Linked DNA regions of Mus musculus: region 2 is linked to region 1. Evidence: chromatin loops called from intact Hi-C (ENCODE). Cell type or tissue: heart. All regions are shown on one strand. Links, peaks and the distances in the headings refer to the core of each region. The heading gives the core; the rest is flanking DNA. Region 1 overlaps Dlc1 (deleted in liver cancer 1). Region 2 holds the start of Dlc1 (deleted in liver cancer 1).

Evidence for each region. Peaks named below come from ENCODE experiments on the same cell type or tissue, not always from the same donor. Only the 100,000 strongest peaks of a DNase experiment are listed, where the experiment ranks them.
Region 2: a loop joins it to region 1, with 2.4 times the contacts of the local background. A loop is called at or near these places in 4 of 42 quality-filtered maps.

The regions. Positions count from the first base shown.
Region 1 is chr8:36,610,756-36,619,090 of GRCm38, forward strand. All of the region lies in intron 5 of Dlc1 (deleted in liver cancer 1), which reads right to left. Among named protein-coding and RNA genes, the nearest start is that of Trmt9b, 160 kb to the left of the region's middle. In heart, for the core only: CTCF peaks have their summits at 1,914, 2,116 and 3,359; DNase peaks (open chromatin) are centred at 1,016, 2,136, 2,746, 3,316 and 3 weaker places; H3K4me3 peaks cover 3,793 bases; H3K27ac peaks cover 5,659 bases.
Region 2 is chr8:36,947,430-36,955,764 of GRCm38, forward strand. Dlc1 (deleted in liver cancer 1) reads right to left here and starts at 5,013. Exons shown (of 18, transcript NM_001194940.2): 1 at 4,692-5,013. It overlaps Gm39166 (a long non-coding RNA gene), which reads left to right and starts at 7,311. Exons shown (of 3, transcript XR_870370.1): 1 at 7,311-7,958. In heart, for the core only: no CTCF peak of the experiment used is centred there; DNase peaks (open chromatin) are centred at 5,032, 5,742 and 7,532; H3K4me3 peaks cover 3,099 bases; H3K27ac peaks cover 2,630 bases.

The sequences.
Region 1 (8,335 bases), core at 60-8,059:
AAAGGGAGTTAGGCATGAGAAACTTGTGTTTACAATACTGGCCCATCCTGTGCAGAACAAGGCTCTCTTCAAAAGAGTCCCATTTAGTTCACTCACTGTACTCTGGATGCCCCCAGCTCTTCTGGACCAAACCACCCTCCCTTGAATATTTCCAAATTGAGTATTTACTCGGTTAGGTCATAAAAATACCCCTCTCATTTAAACATTGCATCATGCTTTTAAGATCTCCACAGGGACACCCAGGAAAACCCAAGTACTAATTTTTGTATTTGAAGCCACCTCTTGGAGCCTCCTCACCGAGCCTCAGATTGGAAGTATCTTGCATGAGTCTCCTCTTTCCCCTTTAAGCCCCACATCGCTTCTACCAATAGGAGCTGGAGTACCAGACAGCTTAGAAGCCACTTGATTTAGTAATAGCTTGCTGCGGTCATAACACATCTATTGGCCTGTTCTATTGGTCTTTGTTCTTTTAACCACAATAAGGCCGAAGGGCAAACTGTCTTGCATGTATTCCACAATTAAAGAAAACTCCTTGGGTTGCTTCAGCATACTGAAATCTGAAATGGTTTACCATCCTCTTCACTCTTTGGAAAGTGGTGAGCATTAGAGCTACCAAAAAAAAAATAAATAAATAAAATAAATAAATAAATAAATAAATAGGGGAACTTAGAATACAAGTGACTGAGAGCAGCCTTCATCCACTCTAGGGCAAAGACCTAAGCTGGAGACCACATGTCTAGATTGCAGGCTCTATGACTTGGGGAAAAGTCAGCGCCTTATTCCTGGGCTTTTGGTGTCATTTGGCTCAGAAGAAAGTAAAGGCAATTTGTCAAAAGCAAACTCTGAGGGAAAAAGAAGAAAACCCAGCTTGAGAGAAAGTCTGTCTGCCTTGCTTCGCTTGAAACTCTCTGAACAGTAGTACTAATGAAAAAATTATGCACCCAGGCTAGGGCTTTGCTGCAAGTCTGGCACGCCTCAATAAAAGTGAACACAGGCGATCTCCAACATTTTCTCAGGAAATGTCTTGAAATAACTTCTGACGGCACATCTGCTAACCATTTGACACTCAGTCCTTCCTCAGGACTTTGGCTCTTCTGTTAGGGGGGCTGCTGCCTCGCAGGGCACCCCTCTGACCATCTGCTGCAATCTGCTTGCCAAGATGGCACCGGGTAGTCCATTAATTCCACCCTTATGGTCAGCAAATTATCCCGCAGAGGACTAGCCTGCAGTCCAGATGGAAGCAGAATTAGTCAACCTCTTAGAGCCGCTGATAGGTTTACATTTTGAGGGGCTGCAGTCCACTGGGCTATTATTTCCCCTCATCCCTTCAGAAAACAGATTTCTGCAGGGTTAAAAAAAAATGTAACTTGAGACTGGGCATTCTGCCTTCTCCAGAGCCTGATTTTTTTTTCCCCTACTCAAATGCGTCACATATGCCACCCCCACGAATCTTTTGGTAATGGATGGCCCGTGCCTAGGCTGCATTCCTCCGAATCACCAAGCCACAGCTTGAAACCACCTCTCGCCTCTAGAGAATGAGCCCATTGGTGACCACATTGGGTGTAAAAAGCCTCATTGAAAGCAAAACCGGATGGGGAGATATATTTTTCTTCCCCCTCTACTGCGCTGATTAATGACTTAGGCAGGGTTTCTCTTTTAGTTATTGGCATAATTTGCGAACAGAGTGAACTTCAGTATCCGTCACCCGCTAGGTACTTTACCTATTTGATGCTCACAACTTCCACTTGTGTCAAAAGTTACTACTCAGGGTTGGGGACAGCACAGTGAGGATGTGCCACTTCCCCAGGGTCGCGCATCAAGAGGGATGCTGGTCCCGAGTTCATTTCCCCAACCTCAGTCCTCGCACCAGAGGCCATGCGCTGAAATGACTCGCAGAGACAGAAAACCACACCAACAGGGTGGGCTATTGCTCTAGAAGCAACCCTTAAGAAGGATCAAAGGCTCTCAGCTACTGACGTTGGAGGAGGGGACAGGGGCGCAGGGTGGGGAATTAGTCCAAGACGCCGTCGCCGCTCAAAAAAAAAAAAAAAAAAAAAAAAAGCCACAGGCCTGGAGTCTTGCTTCCTTCCTTTCCCCAGCCCACGGACTCTTTCTCCCTCGCCAAGGGCGTGGGCATCTGGTGGGGTTTTTCAGGAACCGCGTCCAACCACACAGCGGGAAAGCGCTGGGTTCCTAGCTGGAACCCCACGTGCAACGGGGGTTGTGGGTAGCTAAGGAGCAACCCCTACTTAGCCCGCCCAGGCTCAGAGATCCCCGGCGTTTAAAAAAAAAAAAAAAAACAGGCGAACGCAACAAAAGAACAGAGCTCTTAAATAGTGCTAAGGAAACATTTTTTCCCGAAGTACAGCTTAAAGTCTACACAGCCCCTTAAATAATGCACTCTTAGGGAGAAGACAAAGCTGATTTGAGACTTGTAGGGTGGCAAGAAGAGATGGAACAGTCTCCAAAAGAAGTCCAAAAGGGGTTGCTCGCCCCTCGGGGCCCGAGGCCAGAAGGAATAGTATGAGTCTAAGTCACCCGGACGCCAGTCCCCAGTCCCCAGGCAATACATGGTCAAGGGACATGACCCGGTGTTAAACTCTCCAACAAACCCTGACCCAAGCTGCTTAAGCACACACGTTCTACTAACGAAAGCCTGGGGCTCCTCCTCTGCAAGCGTGTCAAAACACACAATCACAACACGGACTTGGCAGGGCAGCGTGACAAGTCCTCCTCACCCGGATCCCCTCAGCAGTTGACCCCAGCCAGACTAGTCCAACAACAAGGCACAAGTCCATCTTACGTGTTAGGATCATGGTGTCCGGCTCGTCTCTACACATTAAGGTCGGCGCAGGGCGGCGGGAGCGCACTGGGAACGTCGAGGCTGCCAGAAGTAATCGGGATCCCACGTCGGGACCCACGGTGGCAGCCGGGACGCGAGCCTCTCGCGGTCGTCAGCACATCCTGGTTCGCAGCTTCCTTACGCTTCGCCCCAGCTCGGGCAAAATCGTGGGTTTTAGATTGCCACCGCGAAGGGAGCGCTCTCAGGGAGCGGGGCACGGAGCTGGGGAGCCGTGGCTCCAACAGCGAGGACGCACAGCCATGGCTCAGGCTGGAGCGCACCGCCCTCCACCCAAACGCTGAAGTGCTCTGCTCTCTGCGCGCCCTAGGGGCCGCGCCTTCCTACTGAGCCCGCCCCCGGGGGCGGGATTCACGTTGCGGCCTCGGGCTGTGCTCTGACTCCACCCACCGCACACCAGGCCCCGCCCAAAGCTCGCCCAGGTCCCGCCCCACGCCTCCTTCCCCCTTTCCTGGAATGTTTTCCCAGGGTCTGCACTTTTGCGGCGGCGGGAAGCGCCTAAAAGTCGCCAACTACTGGCCTCTGGGGTAAAGGCAAAAGCTTGGAGGCTTTAGCTGAGTGCAGAGATCCGGGCCTCGTGCTCAATTTCCCCTCTGCCTTTTCTTGCGTGGTTTTGTGTACGCGCAGCCTCTCATTCCAGTTGGCATCACAAAAAAACTTGCGCGGAGTGCGGAGGTTAAAGATAGATCGCTTGGTCAGAAAATAGGGAAAAGAAGTATCGGGACTTTGGGGGCACCCATTTCTTGCTAAAGCCTGCAAGAGTAAAGAGTTTGTGAGGATTAAACACAGCTGTGGAAGCTTTCCCCAGCACGTGGGGAGAGTCAGTATACCGCGTGCGCAGCTCTATCCAGTATATTTCTAACTGGTATTTGTACTATGGTCACAGCTCTTAGAATTGCTCACGAACTGGCCCTAGCCTGCAGGTTTATGATCTCAGATGCTGATCATTTTTTTTTTCCCACAGGCTCAAATGATTCTCCGGCAGCTTAGTTGCCGGCTCCTTATGTCATCAGAAGCCCCATTTTTGAAACTTGGGACAGAATATAATCAGTGGAAGGTGTTTAAAAGTCCACATCAATTTTCATAAAAATTTACCTTGGAGTAAGTTGGTGCTTTTTGTGTGTGTTACTTTAACTGATGGAAACGCATTCATTCAGCACCGAGAGTGTTTACTATGGGCAAAATGGTTTCTCCTCTGGAGCATACAACAGCCAGCAAAAGGGACCCATAGCCCTGTCCTGGAGTTGGCTTCTTCCCAGGGAAGCTTTTGCAATAAGCAAAAGAAATAGGTGGAAAACATGTAGTCTGTTGAGAGACTACAACAGGCAACAGGAGAATTGGGGCTGAGTTTATTCTTACGTCAGGCTAAACACAAATAGAAAAGTAGATTCCCTTAGATTTGAAAATGGATTGATTTCATAGTCATGTGCTAGCTTACAGACAAGCCTCTCCCCTCTTACAACAATGGTACCCCAACTTACCACACTGGAATTCCTTAGTTTGGAGGGTACATTCAGCCTCATTGAGGCAGATCGGTGTTGCCAGGGTATTTACCTGCAGGCAAATGCTGGAGACCCAAAGGCAGTGCAGGGTGCATGTGGCCCCTGCCTGCCAGGAGACTACAGACTGGGAAGCAAGGGGGTGAATGGAAATGAGGGACTGTTGAGGGCCCAGGAAGTGAAGACCTTGATAGCCCAAGAAGATGAAGTTGCCGCCTGAAGTGTGGATGCTGGAGGAACTGTGGACTCATCCACAATTAGCATCCCCACCTGGTACTCACATCTCTGAATGCACTAGGGCCTCATTCTAAGTCGCATATAATTTGCATATAGCTTATGCACACTCTCCCAGATACTTTTTAAATAATTATTATCGTATTGATAACTCTTAGAGTATGAAATACATTGTAAGCACTATGTAGATTTGTCTATGTTCAGTATAGACACATTTATTTTTCCTCCTAATACTTTCTCTTTGCATGATTAGGCATAGAATTTAGGATAGAGCTAGTCATATGCCCTTCCACTGAGCTACACCCCTATCCCCAGCACCTACTTTCAATTTAAAAATTATTATTATTACTATTACTACTGCTGCTATTATTGTTATTGTTGTTGTTGTGTGTGATGTGCATACAGACACACACACATGCTACGGTGTGTGTGGAGGTCTGAGGCCAATTTTATGTTTATTCTCTCCACTTTTACATGAATTTGAAGGATCAAATTCAAGTCATCAGGCCTGCCTGGTGTCTCGGTTTGTATCGCTGTTGCTGTGATAGAAACACAAAACCAACTAAGGGGAAGAAAGTGTTATTTCACCTTGCAGCTTACAGTCCATCAAGAAAGGAAATACAGGCAGGAACACAGAAGCAGGAACTAAAGTGGAGGCCATGGACGAATGGTGTGTCCTTGCTTGCCCATGGCTTGCTCAGCCTGCCTTATTACATAGTCCAAAGATACCTGCCCGGTAGTGGCACTGCCCACAGTGGTTTGGGCCCTCCTGTATCAATCACCAGTCAAAAGAATGCACACAGGCTAGCCAATCGGATGGAGGTGGTTTCTCGGATGACTGTAGCTTGTGTTGCGTTGACAAGTGCCTTTACCTACTGAATTACTTCATAGATTCTCCAGTATTTTATAACCTTCTCCATAAGTTGCCTAGGCTGGCCTTGAACTCACTTGGTAGCCTCAACAGACTTTAAGCTTCTGATTCTCCTGCCTGGGCCTCTCAGGTAACTGAGATCATGGGCCTAAGCCACCTGGCCCTGAACATTATCCATCAGTGGCGATCTGAGTCCCTGGACCAGAAACTGTAGAATTGGTAGCCCACTGTCTTATCAAATGGCAGGTCAAATCTGAACAAGAAAGTCCTATCTCAAATGTTCAGAAGGAAATGAAGGCAAAGCAGAACAAAGCCTCAACTGTAACCTTTTTGTACAAGAGGAGCCCTGGCTAGCTGGGGGAAGGGAGGGCTGGCGAAGCCATCAAGAGTATGGACAGACAATGCCATTTGGGGATGAAGGAGGATCCCCAAGCCAGCTCAGAGTCCGCTTCTGCTCACTTAGCATTCCACTCCTCACCACGGGCTTCATTTGTCTGTCTAGGGCAGCTGACCTTAAACTGCATTCGTCTGCTGAGCCGCATGAACTGAGATTTGATCTTAAGCACTGGACTCTTGAGAGGCAGGCTTCGCTGTGCAGCGGGGAGCATTTTCCATGGTCACGGAAAGCGTTTTTCATACGTTAAGAATAGATATCCCCTGCAAGAGCTGGGGAGATGGCTCAAAGGGCCAAGTCACTCTGTGCAAATATGAAGACCTGCTTAGGATCCCAGCATCCAGATCAAAAGCCAGAAAAGGGGAGTGTTTTAGTAACCACAGCATGGAGAGACTGGAGCTTGCTGGTTATGTAACCAGTCTAACTAGATCAGTGAGTTCTGGTCCCAGGAAGGGAGATAATAACTGAGGAAGACACTTGCCACTGACCCCTGACCTCCGGACAGTGGGTGTACACACAAACTCATATGTACACATACATCACATACACAAAGAAAAAAGATTCCTCCACAGATTAGATTAGGTATTTGTAGAGGTAGGTTGTTGTCATTAAATTATCAATTCCTAGTTACAAAGGTTTAAAATATTAAGACTCTTTATAACGGCCTGTGCCGTTCACCTCTGAGGCAAGTATCATCTACTCAGAGACTACCCACAGCAGCATCCAGCAATCTCTATATAGGGTTGTTTCCTAAGGACTGTGGGATTACTAAGGAAAAAAAAACCTCATAGCTAGCTCCTCTAATGCGTAGCAGACTAGAAGAGCTATTCTCTATGATAATGGGTTCCTGCTCTATCTTAATGATTGAACTTAGCTATTACTGACGTTGTCCAAGGACATCCCTTGGGTTTCATCCCACCACTGCATGATAGAAACGGAACACAACCTGAAAGGCTCACCTGTGTGATGCTAGCCACTGAGGGAATCCTCAGTGAGACAGTGCAAGCTGGGCTGCCCAGAGCCCCTCTGAGAGGAGAGCTGCCAGGAGCTAGACAGACATCTTGCCCTTTAAGAGCACACACTGCTCTTACAGAAAGCCTGAACTGAGTTCCTAGCACCCACGCAGGGCAGGTCATAACTACCTGTAAACCCACCTCCTGGAGGTCTAACGCCTCTGTTTGCAGAGGACACTGCCACATATCTCCCCTCCCCCGTATTTTAATAACATGCATCATTAAATCCTGGCCAAAATAATTCTTAAGAGAAGAGAGGGCAGGGGGAGGGCAGAGAGAAGAAGGCTGCTGGTCCAGTACTCGCTGTTTGGCATGTGCTATCAGAACAACCCCAGTGCACTGGGTAAAATGTCAAAAGCTCTGTCCTCCCCACAGTCTCCCTTTCCTTTGCCTTCTTTGCTATGCTGATAATCAAACCAACCGCTTCTGCATGCCAGGAAAGCTCTCCACCGCTGAGCTACACCACCTTTCCCGTTTATGTATGTTAGTGCCAAGGCTTCCACCATTTAGATGCTAGAAACGAATTTTAAAAATAAAAATAAAAATCTGAAGCTATCCACAACAATTTCAACTTTGGGCTTCATTTATCCCTGGGGCAATTAGTTTAAACCTCTGGTCTAGTGATAGAAGCCAAATAATCTCTGGAAATTTCTTTGCCTCCCTTAGGACCAGCGGTCTCCTCTGTGCTTGGAAAATGTTGTAATGCAATTTGTGCTCAATGGAACATTGTGAAATGACTGGAGAATAATTTTGATTTGTAATGCTCAAAGGAAATATGACAAAGGGAAAATATTGAAAATAATGTTAGCGGTTTTCAATTAAAGGGGCATAATTCAATTGGAAACCCAATGGATGTCCTGAAATATTTATTTATTTATTTATTTATTTTTTAGCTCTAGTGACCCCCAATTTGGGATCTTCCTGATTCCTTCCCCTAACTGATATTTCACTTTTTAAGATGCTTTCAAAACAAAAGCGCTAAAAGGTTTATACTTTTAAAGATTTACCACAAGTAGCTGCCCTGTTCAGCTAGATCCGTTATTATAACTTTTAGACAATTCACATTCAGAATAGGGGGGAAGGCCAATTTATTCTTCTGGAAACATCTTTACATTATGAGGGGTACAGAGAGACTCTGTTCTTGTACAAATGATAGAAATATTCTCTTTTTGGGTAGCCATTTAAACCAAAGTATGAATCAGCCTAGGATGTGACATCTGTCATCCAAACATGTTTTTATTAAAGCCAGACAAAGGTAATGTAAAATAAAGGTGAGCGTCAAGAGGGGATCTGGAGAAGTTTCTTGGGGGGTGAAGTAGGGACAGACAAACTTGCAGAGATCAGTGGAATTCTTTCTTTTTCTATCTTCTTATTCTCTTCTTTTTTTCTCACCGAGATAGTAGAGATTGAGCCTGGATAAGCCTGACCAATACCCTACAGGTGAGCTGTATCTTTGCCTTCTTT
Region 2 (8,335 bases), core at 310-8,309, 340 kb after region 1:
CATTTACCAAACAGAGAAAATGGACCAGATACAGAACTAAGTATCTAGCCTAATGTTAAGTACCTTTGAGTAAACAAGGATCTCTCTCTCTCTCTCTCTCTCTCTCTCTCTCTCTCTCTCTCTCTCTCTCTGTGTGTGTGTGTGTGTGTATAGGCAAGATATTTGTTAAGGCATATTTCCCCCCTGGAAATCTCAGTTGTTTTTTAAATCATTTGAATCTTGCTTTCCCCATTCCTACAATGAAAAGTTGACAAGAACACAATAATGCATTAATGTAGCATGATTTAAAAGAATGGAAAGGGTGCTTAATCGAAGGCACATTTCAGGCACTCACCGGATGCGCAGGGATGGAGGTGTGGGGCAAGGGAGAGCAGGAAGAGATGATTTCATGAAGACACCTCCAGCTGATATTAACTGCAGAACCAGAGCCTGGTATGAACTGGAATCTCCCTTGCTGTTTCAGTATGGATGTGGTGCATCAAAATTCAAGTCAGGCTGACTCAAATCGGGGAGCATTGAGTAGCAGCGATGGAATCAGTCAGAGCTCTGAATGCTTTAGGCTTCCTTCAGTATTCAGTCCTGTGTAAGATGGGACAGCCACCAGCTCCCCTCGTGCTGCCTCACGGAAGCTTTCATTTCTAACTATTTCTGGAAGCTGGTTCTTCTGGTTCTTAGGGAATTGTAATGTCATCTTACAAGAGTGTTGTTAACCTCCGACCCCAGCTTCTGATGGCTTCTGCCAACCACTTATTTTTCTTCCTCTTTAACAAGTATTAGTCTATCATTTTGGGACGTCCAGAGAGTAGAGTCAAAGTCCGGCTCTCACATATTAACATTCTGCAGCCCTGTTCTTTTCTTTATTTCTGTCCCCTTCGCTCCCGTTCATTCCACAATGTACTGACAAACAGGTATTGGTAATTCTTGATGGGCTGGAGGTGCATTTAGATGCTGGGAAGGAAAGGAACTTGCTAAGCTTGCTCTTTCCTCTTCCCACTTTTGCTACTTCCATTTCAGTTCTCTCTCTAATTTACCTGAATTGCATTGCTCAGATGCTCTGGGATTCCAATCCAATAGAACTGCTTGAGAGGTGCAGCGAACTGCTCTCGTTTCTACACGTTCACCTCAGCTAATGGGAGGGTTCTTATGATGAATCTCTATTGCTTCCTAGTTAGAAATCTCATTTTCCATGGGCTTCCCTGTCAACGTTTTCAAGGTCGTGTATCTAAACACTTTTTTCTCCATCGAATTAAATCAATTTTCTTTTACGAAGCTTTCAGTGTCTATAATTTGACTTCATTTTTTTTGTTTTCTTTTTTAAAAACACTTCTTGGAAAACTAAGTCTACGCACTTCCCCAAACCCTTAAGCTAGTTGAAAACCAGAGAAGATCCATAGTAGCAAACTCCTTAACATCTCAAAGCTGATCAAGGAGGACATTTCTCTGGAGGCTTTTTTGGTTTAATTTTGGCTCCAAGAAACCCACTCCCATACAGACCTGTTTGTATTTATTGACTTTGCTTAAACAAAATCTTATGAATCAATTACATGTCAGCTATTGCCCGAAACATCCTAATAGTAAATGGTTTAAAAGGGTAGCTTTCATTGCAAGGCAATAGAAATTTTTTCACTTTCCAAGAAGGAACAAATAAAAACAGATGAGAGCTCAGAAATGACTGCTTTAGACCCATTATACGCCCAGGAATCCACTTGTCAGTAAATAAGTTTAAGCTCATCCCAGAAACAGGCAGTGTGGTGTATGGTATGCAAAGGTTTGAAAGGGGTTAGGGCAGCCTCCTTTCTGTCAATAAGAACTCCCTTCAGAATGGAGACATTCTTCACTGTGCAATGCATCCCAGTGAGCATGAGGCTAGGTACCCAGTCTTTTGCAGCGCAGTGTGATGGCCATGGGAGAGAGGTTTGAGCGCTATAGGTGTCAACATTAGGAATCCTCCAAATTAAAATTCAGACAGCCCCACAGCACAGTGACTCTCAATCTGTGGGTGTTGACCTCAGAATGACTGTTTCATAGCAATCGCCTATCAGATATTCTGCATGTCAGCTATTTACATTACAATTCACACTTGTAGCAAAATTACAGAGCAGTAACAGGTAAGTTTATGATTGGGGGTCACCACAACACGAGGGGCTGCATTAAAGGGTCACAGTATTAGGAAGGTTGAGAAGCCCTGATCTAAGGCAAGGACAACTGTTAGAAACAGAACACATTAGCCTTTTGGGGAAAATCTTTTGCCTGGAAAGCACACTGCAGCGTAGGAAAGGATGTATGCTACAGAGGATCTAGCCAACCCTTCATTTGAAGTCTCCCTGGTCAGTCCTTACATAATGCAAAAGAGGTACCTAGTATGTGACTAGAGCATGTGTTCTCAACCTGTGGGGCGTGACCCCTTTGGAAGTGGGGTCATATTTTTGGAAAATTGTATGGAATAGTATACAAAGATAGTATGCCTATTTCCAAATCTCTTTCATATTAGATATTTGTATTAGTAGTTATAACTGTGGCAAAATTACAGTTATGAAGTAGAAACAAATTAATTTTATGGCTGGGAGTCATCACAACATGAGAAACTCTTAAAGGGTCCCAGCATTAGGAAGGTTGAGAACCACTGTACTAGAGAATATTATTGAGACCATAGAGTATATGTGTGGACTAAAGGTGGAAAAAAATGTAGAATGCACACACTTGCATTTTCTTATGGAGCCTCTTGGCTCTTAGAATTGGAAATAGGGGGCAGAAATATCTAACTGAGATAATAGAGAGATTGTTGAGAGTCTTGAGGCAATTATAAGTGAGGGTCTTAAAATTACACCTGAAGGTCATTGGTAGGGATAACGTTTTTACTGTGCCAGTTGAGTATAAGGTTATGAAAGGGGCAAGTTCCTCATTAGGTCATTTTCTTGAAAGACACACTGGTTTTAAATGAGTTATTTAAATGACTCATTATAGCATATAGGTTGGCTGGCTTGACATGAGAATAAGATTTAGCAAAATAGTCATTAAAAAAAAAAAGCAACTACTTTAAAGTCTGAGATGAGAGCCTAATGAATCCTTTTAAGAAATCTTAGCCATTGAGAAAACGGTGTTAATCAGAAAGGTTGATTTTCTTTTCAGAGAAGGAGAATTCTAATTTCCTTTTTGAAAGTTGGCCTCCTGTAGGTGGACACAATGATACTTTGTTGTGCATAGTTATTGTTTGAGAGTAAGGTCTGTGGTACAAAGCCCATAACACATGAGGCAGGGGACTATGGTTCCCTTGTCATCTAGTGTCCTAGCCAGCTGTGTGACCTTGGACAGTACACTTTTGAATGCTATTCTTTAGCTTCCTCATTGGTGATCCCTGACAACACCAGAGAGTGATATTTTAATGCTCTTTCTTTCCCTGAAAGGAAAATTCTACTTGGTCGTTTTGTAAAATATTTCAGACTATATTGCACATAGTAGGCAATTGCTCTCCTAAAGCCACAGAATTTCACTTCCTACATAGTAAAATCTGCTTTTTCTCATTTTTAAAAGCTTAACAAAGTTTAAATTGTTAGCAACAACATCAAAGCATCAATATAAATCACTCTAGGCTAGAAATTAAAAATTCTATTAGCTAACACACCAAATGGTCATCTTGTCCTTTATAGAAGTTTATGATTAACATCCTTATTGGTTTCTTATGATCCTACTGGCAAACCTGTTATCCATCCTTCACTTACTGCATTTTGTGTTTGGTTCACAGATTTGGAGATAGGCATAATATCTTTGCATACTATTCCATACAATTTTCCAAAAATAATTTCCTTCTAAATATAACATCATCTTTGTTATTGTAACTCTGGGTTATATCAGCCATTGCTACATTTATTTACTCCGGGACCACACATTTAACCATTAAGACAATTTAGAAGGCTGAAGCATGGTGACTATTTGACTTGACGATGACAGAAAATACGAATGAATGGTCAGCTAGATTCTCCCATGACTGATGTGATTGTACAGATTTGCTTCAGCAACACGGAGTGTTCATACAACATGAGATCTGAGCGGCGAATCCAAGTTTAATGTTAACAAAACCCGATTCTGACACTTATGTTCCCAAACTGAAATTAAATGTGCAGAGACAGAAATAACCTGTAAACTTGTATGTCATTACTTCTCTTAAAATAACAATTTACGTTGTGTGTTAGTAACAGGGTAAGTGACTGAAACTAGCTGGAAATACTAGAGAATTTGATTTTCAGAGTTTTCAGTAAGACGCTGATTATTGTTTGAAAGCACATTACTAAGAAAAAACGTTATAATGTTATGTCCTCTTTTTGTTGGGAAAACAGAGAGGAGAAAGGAGTTTCTAAAGTTTCACACTTCAATCTGAGAAGATTCATTGGCCCCCAGATATGCTACACCTATCAGCAGCGGCGCGTTACAGATGGATTGGTCAGTAAGTTAAGAATAAAAAGAAATCAGAAGAAAACATTTCTGCATGGGGAAAGAGACTCGAGCTACGTGGAACATATTTTAGAAATGACATTTTGCTCAAAAGATTTTGACTCCCCGCTGTCTACTGACTACACAGTTTTCCCCCTTCTGCTTTTCAGGGCTCAGCTCTGAAAGCAGTCAACAGCTGGCTGAAGATGGCAAGGTTTTCCAGCTCTGTCTCCTACATGACAGTCGCAGCAGCAGCCTCTTACCTGGACCAGGAGTTGCTGTTACCGCCAAGGCATGATGCTATTCCAGCCAGGCTAGGAGAGGAGTCTGTCCCGGTTAGCGGCTCCAAAAAATCTAAGTTCACATTGCTGGCTGAGGTCACGGCTCTATTCTGAGCAGTTCTCCTTAACGCAGTGTGTGATTCTAACAAAAAACCCCCTCTGCAGCTGGAGAGAGCCTCAGCTAACGCCGGATCCTGTCAAGGCGTTCCTAGTGACTTCTGTCCTCTAAATGCAGACTGATGTTTTGCGAGAGAGGGGCCTCCACCAGCAGGCCCAGATTGCCTGCAAAGTATTTCCTGCCTCCGAGAAGTTTGCATGTGAGAAAGCCTGCACGAAGCCGGAGGGGAGGGGCTGAGCAGAGCCGCCTGGGCGTTGAAGCTCTGATTTTACACAGAACCAAAGTGAGTTTGTCAAAGCTCTTGAGATGATTAGTTAGCGTCAGAAAGTCCTAGAGTCCTTCCTATCCCACAGGGCTCGTGGAAAACAAGGAAGGAAGAGAGTGCAGCTCTCCCCTCTGCACAGTGTTACTTTCTACTGTGTTAAATGGAGAACACTTCTCCTAATTCTCATTTCAAAAGTTTTCTAAGACAGATGAAGTCTGAGCCTTTTAATACCGTAATTCTTCTAAAGTTTAGAACCTTAAAAAATAACTTCAAAATTTAAATCCTGGACTTGGGGAAGGAAAAAAAATCTGTAAGTAAAATTCCGAGAATCGAGGAAACAGAGAATTTTCTTCTCTCTCTCTCATCCCCAGAATTCTGAACAGAACACAGTGGTTTGTGTTACAGCACGTGAAGCCTCCTTACCTCCAGTAAGGGATCCTCCAGTTACAGACAACCACGGCTGCAAAGGCTGGAAAGGCTGGAGAAGGCAGACTCCATCTTGATCAAGTTAGAAGTCCTGCTGACATAAAACACTTGCGATGCTTCCTCCAGCATGGCCGAGTCTCTCAATCACATCTCTAAAGTGGCTAGCAGAGTGTATGCCTCCTTCCCCAGACAGCTTGTGAACTCTCATCTGTTTATCTTTTCTGCTTTTGTGCCTCCACTGCGTGACTTCCTCCTAGCTGCTCCGGCCTGGGAGCTAGGACTACCATTTGGTTTTGATTAAAACCAGACAGCCAACTCTGGAGAATTTAGGGAATAAGCTAATGGAAACTGCGAATATGGCTTTAATTAGTGCATCAATTAATAATAGATGTTAGCTTGTCTTATAATAAGATGTCACAAATGCAGAGCTCAAATCATTTCTGGAAAGAATTCATACAGAGTCTCTTTTATGACCCAGAGTTCTCCCTCAGGGAAAGTGCAAGGGTAAGACGGACAGTGGCCTTGGGACATGTAGGTTTGTGGCCAGGCCAGTGGGATAGCTTCCTTGTTTACACCAGAGAAACGGGAAACAACATCTGTCCATTTATCTTATTTGGTTGAAACTACTCAGTAATCGTTCCCTTTCATTTTAGTTACATTAAAAGAGTTCATTCTATAGCTCTAGGTGACTTAACTAGTCCTTTAAAAAATGATTAGGAATTCGATGAATCTAATTATTGACTCTGTGTGAGGGTTGTACAATTTTAGCTTGTCAATAATATAAAATTTAAGAATAATTCCAATATCCAAGTAAGAAATAAGTATAAAACCACATAATGAGATGCAGGAGAAATTAAGCCTGCATGTCTCAACAGCTGTCCTCTTATCTGAACGCTAAGTGGTTTTTCATTGTTTATATATATTCTCAGGTGGTCTTAATTTCTACAAATGCATGCAGGTCTTCCAGTATCATAATGGCCATCTTTTACTTTTCCTTGACAACACCGTGTAGGTGATAACTTGACCAAGTATGATGTTAGAGCTACTGCATCTTTTTTCACTGGACAACTGACATAGCTCAGAAAACACAATTTAGACAAAAGTCAAATAGGAAAAACAGGTTTAAGCCATGCACAAGCTGAAACATGAGATGATTCTAACATAAACATACTAGCAGGGCTTGCCATGGGGACAAAGGTCTGGAACCCCAGCTCTTGGGAGACAGGAGTACAAGTTTAGCTTAGTCTTCATAGAAAGACCATGCCAATAATAATTTTTTTCTTTTTTGCAGAGATATCCCAGTCACTAAAGTGCTTACCACATTGAGTGATTCAAGGTTCTGAGTGCAAAATCCAGAACCCACCTAAAAATAGTTGAGTATGGCGATGCATGCCTGTAATATCAGCACAGGTGAGGCAGCTGAATTCTGAGAGCTCACTGGCTAGCCCTACTTAATGAGTTCGAGTCCCGAGAAAGTTTGATTAAATAAAGAAAAATGGCACCAGAGCAATGACTCAAAGGTTGTCCTAGAACATATATGTACATAAACACACACACACACACACACACACACACACACACACACACACACCTCACAAAGGCACACATACAAAATAGAGCCAAAATGGGAATAATGAACCCACCCCATGGATTTATTCTCAAATATAATATGTTGACAGAAAGACTTAAAATTTGAGATGGAAAATCATACAAGTTAAAAATATGATTATTTAGATTATTTAAATCTAAATTAAAAATTTAAAGCCCATTCATACATTCCTTCCTTGGTGCCACTTATTTTTCTGGTCCTAAGGGTTGCACCCAGGACCTTACAGTAGGCAAGGGCTCTACCTATGAGCTGCAAGCCCAGCCCATCAGTCATTCATTATTTAAAGTCTATTTATCCTCGTATTCAAATCCTTGCGTTGTCACTGCTTTTCCCAGCATTCCTTGTACTTTTATTTTTACAAATAAAGTACTAGGAAATAGTTTTCTCCCAGCCAAGTGGTGGAAAGTGGCCAAGTCTACACTGGAGCCCAGTTCTTCTATGTTTCGAGCTTTAGTTTATCTGCATTAACTGTCTCCCTTGACGGCCACTAATCAGTGTGTGAAACTAGAAGAGCTCTTAAATGTTCTGTGTTTCAGCTCTTCCTTTAAAAATAGCCGGATTGCGCACAACTCACAAATTGGAGAACAGGATGTTTATTTATGTGTGCATGTATTTATGTGTGTGTATTTGTTTCTTTAAGGAAAATCCTGGAGCAGAGACAAATGAGAATGGCTAGAAGAGCTTTCCTGTGTGTCTCTCTGTCTTCATCTATCTCTGCCTCTGCTCCCATGATGCTAGGTGTTGGCTTTTCAGTGTCTCAAGAGCACTCTATTGGTGCTTCTTGGTCAACTTCCTTAGGAATTCCATCATCCCAGCGATGCCATCACCAAGGTACGCTCTGTTTCTCTGCACATTGAGAACACTTCCAACACTGCTCAGCTACATCAGTGGGATGCCTTAGTTGTCTCCACTCTTCCTGACACCGACATTTATATTAGAATTACATCAGTAATTGACAAATATTTAATCCCATTTATTTTTTATCCTTAGTAGCCAGACACTAAACAAATCCAGGACCTAGGTTTTGATGAAGACTTTTGCAAATGTGTAAAGACAATGAGGTAATTTCCTAAGGCCTCAGCACCGTCTCGGGCTTATAGAAGAGATTTAAAATACCTGTCCCCTTTCTGTTTGCAAATCTAAATGCTTCACTCTCCTAAGTGCTTGTTCTGCTCTCTATACTAGATTAGTTGTAAGACAGGACACAG